2 separate regions of the Homo sapiens genome follow, and region 2 is linked to region 1. The links are chromatin contacts, found by Hi-C in ENCODE. All regions are on one chromosome and are shown on one strand. The core of a region is the stretch at or near the end of the contact, and the rest is flanking DNA. Distances in the headings are between cores, read along the strand shown.

What was found. A loop is a pair of places that touch in the nucleus more often than their neighbours do. Pooled maps may share reads with other maps.
Region 2: a loop to region 1 is called in a map of esophagus muscularis mucosa, with 3 times the contacts of the local background. The contact joins the promoter of NPAS3 here to the enhancer-like site in region 1. A Hi-C loop is called at or near these places in 8 of 168 maps with a recorded cell type or tissue (dorsolateral prefrontal cortex, esophagus muscularis mucosa, head of caudate nucleus and 4 more) and 5 of 50 pooled maps.

What each region holds. Positions count from the first base shown.
Region 1 is chr14:32,825,336-32,827,864 of GRCh38, reverse strand. All of the region lies in intron 13 of AKAP6 (A-kinase anchoring protein 6), which reads right to left. Among named protein-coding and RNA genes, the nearest start is that of NPAS3, 110 kb to the left of the region's middle. Within about 2 kb of position 1,269, at least 4 of the 41 ENCODE cell types and tissues checked have a DNase peak (open chromatin) inside an H3K27ac peak, as active enhancers do; they include dorsolateral prefrontal cortex, where a contact is called at or near this core.
Region 2 is chr14:32,937,620-32,940,148 of GRCh38, reverse strand. NPAS3 (neuronal PAS domain protein 3) reads right to left here and starts at 1,270. Exons shown (of 12, transcript NM_001164749.2): 1 at 783-1,270. The coding sequence starts at 832.

The DNA.
Region 1 (2,529 bases), core at 20-2,519:
TTATCCAGCCTGAAGTTTAGGGTTAAACCATTCATCAAAGATCAGAGGCTTATGATGAGGATTATGAAGAAATAACTGTCAGAATACAGCAAAAAGATTAGCGCAAAGTACATCTCTGAGGCAGGTCCTAGGAGGCACTCCAGACATACATTATGTGCTTCCTCCAAATTAGGCAGAAAGATCTGGATCTATCCAGTTACCTTTCCTTTGATGTGATTTGCTGTAACTGACCCCTCTATTTTTATAGAAACATGACACAAAAATGAAAATAGTGAAAAGCACAGCAGTATGCCTGGAAATCAGTGCAAATGCATACTGTTAGATCATGTTAAAACTTCTCAAGCAGTTTCAGTGGGTTTTTAATTAGAACACAGTAAATAAAAAACATTTGAAAATCTGGAAAACATTTTTGTTACTGTTGCAGACTCTATCTGCTATTCTAAGTTATATCTCTTCTGGGTGGCATTATAATCATTTCATCATCTGAAAACTTAGTTCTGGAAAAAAAAAAAAACCAAGCAAATGGAATTTGGTGAATTTTACTGTCCTGATAAAAAGAGCATCACCACTGATGGTTTTCAAATGTCTTTAAAAAGCACAGCTTTTTCTTTTTCTTTTTCTGAACTTGTAGTAAGAACAATGACAACAATTAAGCTCTTGTAGACATGAAACCTCATATTTATCAAACAATTTTTACTATGTATTCTTGACATTAAATACTGAAGGCATGTCAACATTTTGAGATTAAATAATTTGTCCTGGTTGATAGTATTTTAACAATATGTGACTATTTATACCCAGTTATCCAATGCTAACGTCTGGTAAAAATTTCAGGCATCCAGATGTTTTGTCCACATGATACTGAAAAAAATCCTGAATAGGACCAGTAAATATGGCTATTTAAATGGCTCTAGGCCTATAACAAGTCACTTGGGGGCGATGTGAGTTCTGCAGAAGTAAAATCTGGCTGTTTCTCCCTTTGCCCGAGATAAGGCCAGGCATCACCGGGGCTTAACAAAAAATACTGCTGACTGGCAGACGGGCTGGCTGCTAGTTTGACATTGTCCCTGCTTGTAAAATGTGAGGGTTACACAGATCCACCAGCACATTCACTTCCTCCAAGTCTAAAGATGGAGCTGCTCATCATTTACATTTCATTTCAATTCTACGTCTATGTAAGAGAGAGAAGAAATTCCCAGAGGATCAAAAAAGGGAGAGTGCTTCGCAAAGGCTTCTCCAGTGCCAGAGCTTCTGGAGCTCCAGATCTCAGCATGACTGGTGACTTGAGGGTCACAGTCACATGATGTCATGCTCAGAGTGGTGTTGCTTTCAAGCCTTTATCCCCTTTCAGAAAACAAAATCAGCCAGGCTCTACCAGCCCTTCTGCGGAGGTTGGCAGAGCCAGCAGTACAATCGGTTCTAATAGGACTTGTTTTGAAGCAGCTTATGGAATTGCAGTTACTCTCCCTTAATGGTCAGTTTTACTGCATACTGATGGAGAATGTGATTATAGGGTGGACATGTTTCACAGAAAATACATTTCTCTCTCTCCTACTTTTGTTCTCACTTGCAGCCAATTGTAAATAGAGTCTGAAACACAGAAAATTAGTTGAGCTATATTAGTAAGTGGGATGCCTTTCTTCAATTTTGCATACTGAGTTTATTTTTAGGGTATATATGGTATAGATGCCCCCCCTTAGTCCCCATTTCTAGCAGCTCTACACAGAATCACACATTTTAATAAGCTTAGGGCACAGGTGTTGCAGGAAAAAAAAATAATGATGTTTGCCATTCATCTTTCAAATTAAATAATGTGTTTTTAAATAGTAACTTTTTTCATAATACATTATGGGAACAACATTTATCTGTCACATTTTAAAAGATGTATTTGTAATAAATGTAAATTACTTTTAGAAAATCAGTAATTAGGCTCATCAAAAAATAAACAATCTGCCACAAAAAAGATAATCTTTAGCATAGTTAAGTATAATAACTGTTATTTGAATAAGTTAACAAATTAGGGTAGATTGCTTCTGTAATTCATTTCCTATAGCACGAGTTTAGGTGACGGCATTAAGCTTCTGGAGTGGGGGGTGGAGGTGGCATTAGGCATCTCATACTTGGGTGAAATATGACTCTCACATTTGAAAGCTCAAATTTTCTTTAAACTTGATTGAGAAAGCATATTCATCACTGGGGCTTAGAAATGGGAAATAACAGAATCTTTGTGTCACTTTTAGAGACATATCATCATCTTGGAATTATCGATCAATAGCTGTCTTATTAAATGTGAAGAGTGGAATGACTTTCTTAAAAAATTTGATGGAAATCAGCCTGTCACCTTCAGGCAAAATTCAAAAATTCTGTTTTTATCAAAACGCCATTAACTTGTCATGTATTCTCTCTGCATTTGCTTTCTGAGCCTGTTCTCAATCTGTATGTGGATAAATAAGAGCCTCTTCTTTAACATCAACTTTCCCCTCCTGTTTGAATCCTTAGACATGGCCGTGATTAGGAGTTGTGACAGCA
Region 2 (2,529 bases), core at 21-2,520, 110 kb before region 1:
CTCCAACTGCTGACACATTTTGGATCTCGCTGTTTGTTTGCTTATTTGGATTTGAGGGTTTTCTTCTTTATTTTTCTTTTTCCTTTGGGAGGGGTATGGAGAGGAGGGGAAGATGAGAGCGGAGGGCAGAGCGGGAGACCCACAAGTTGCCGAGCGGAGGGCGCAGCCCGGGAGGCAGGGAGGCGGCGGCCGCGCTCCTCTGGGCTCGGCCCGGCCTAGCTGCTCGCGCGGAGACGGAGCCGGCCCCTCCGCGACACATTCCGGGCCTGGCGCGAGCTCCGCGCTCCCCGCCCCCGGCCTCCTCCTCCTGCTCCTCGCCTCCTCCCCCTGCTCGCCGCCTTCCCTCCCCCTCCCCAGCCTCATTCCCTTCCTCGAGAGCAGCTGCTAGGGGACCTGCGGCGGCCCCGGGGATCCCCGGCCCCCCACCCTCGCTGCTGCTCCCGTCACACGGCAGCGCCTTCGCATCTGTTTGTTTCTTTTTCTTTTTCTCTTTTCTGTTTCTTTCTTCTTTTTTTTTTTTTTTTTGTCAGTGAGTCACTCTATTCGCCGAGCCGAGGAGGTGCGACTGCTCAGAGAGCCCGGCCGCCGCCAGAGCCTCTCGCTGCCGCAGCCGCCGCGGGGACAATGCGCGGGGCCCCGGGCGAGCGCTGCGCCCAGACGAGGTCCCCGCGGGCTCGCGGCCCAGGAGGCGGGCGGGCTGCGGAGAGGGGCCCTCGGCGGCGGAGGCGGCGGCGGCGGGAGCAGCGGCCCGGCGGCAGGTTCAATAAACAGAAAAGTGTTACCGTTCTCGCCTGGAAGGATCCTGCTGAAAGCTGGGCTTGGTGGGCGCCATCTTCCTGCTATTTTTTTTCCTCTCTTACTTTTTGCCTCTCTCCCCCCTCCCGGGTGGGGGGCGTGGGCGGGCGGGGGTGTGCGTGTGCGTGGGGTGGCGGGAGAGTGCGGCCGTGCGCGGCGCTCTGGGCTGCCCGGCGGGCGGTGGCCGGGGCCGGGGCCGTGGCCGTGGCCGTGGCGGCGGCGGCGGCGGCGGCGGCGGCCGTGCTGCTGAGGTGGGGAGGCTACGGAAAAGTAGTGGGGCCGGAGCCTCGCGGGCGGCCGGCCGTCCCCTCGCGCCGCCGGTGCTCCCAGCCGTGGGTCGCCGCTTCCGCCGCCGCCTGCGCCTTCTCCTCCCGCTGCTCGCCCGGCGCCGCCGCCGTCCATGCGCCGCAGAGCGCCCGCGGCCCGGGCCGCCCCGGCTCCCGAGGCATGCCCGGCGCGGAGACAGGCGACCGGCGGCGGCGGCGGAGGAGGAGGAGGGGGAGGCGGCGGCGGCGGCGGGGGGAGGCGGCCGCGCGGTCCCGCGGGCAGCCCGGCCCAGGGCCCCGCCGCCTCCGGGTTCTCACCCCCGCGCCGCCACCCGCCCCCGCCCCCGTCCCCCGTCACCCCTTTCTACCACCCGGAGCAGCCCGGTGGCAGGTGGGGCGCACACCCTCCCTGCGGGGGGCGCGGGGTCTAGGCCGGGAGGAGCGGGAAGGGGGAGGACACGCGGGGGGTTCCAGCTTGACCGCTGTGAAAGTATTTCTGGGCATTTTCCAGCTGCTTTGCTCCAGAGCGCTCTCTCGTACGCAGACACACACCTCCCCCCCCTTCTCTCTCTCTCTCTCTCTCTCTCTCTCTCTCTCTCTCAATTTCTCTCTCTCTCTCTCTCTCTCTCTTTCTCGTTGGGGGACTGGGAGGCTCGGCTGCCGGCGCAACAACGCCACTCAGTTGCAGTTTCAAACACTTCCCTTCTCTGGAGTATTGCAGCCAGGAGGAAAGAAAGAAACAGAAAAAGGAACTGGGAGGCCACAGGAGCGAGCTGGGGCAGGACACAGTCCCGGGAGCTCCTTGGGGGCAGCGGAAATCAATACGGATGGGGGGTGCGCTGGCCCAAGCAGATGGGCCCAAGAGCCCCGTGGGCGGTGCAGCAGCAGCACAAGCACCTTGTGGCTCTGGCGCTCTCAGCAGCGTTCCCAAAGCCGGAGCATCTGCATCAGTCACGGACGTACAGGAGTGCAGACCCCAGGGTTCACAGGTGAATCCCCGCGCGTTTAAACTCACATACAGAAGCCCCTCCCGACTCGGGTCCCGGGACTTGGGACCGGACTGCCACCCTCTGGGATCTAGCCCAGCCGCACCCCGGTTTGACAGTTCAGCAAGGCCTAGAGAAAGGCTGGCTACTCAGTGCAGGGCCCGGGCTAGAATCCTGTTACCTGGGTAGACCCTGGTCAGAGCGTTTTCTCCACTAAACCAATCAGAAGCGTGTGGACAGCTTTTTACGCAGAGACTTGGGTCAGTCATGTGTCAACCAGGCAAGTAGAAAGGACTCCCAAAGCATTTCCACTTTGAATGAATGAAAGCGCCTGATGGAAAACATCAGTCCTGTGTGAGGTTCTGCATTTGACTTTAAGCTTAAGAAAAAAATAAAGACCTGAAAAGGGGTCCTCCATTCGGTCTCTACGACTCCAGTAAAGTAGGGCTGGGAGTTGGAAACTTCCAAAGGAACACATAAAT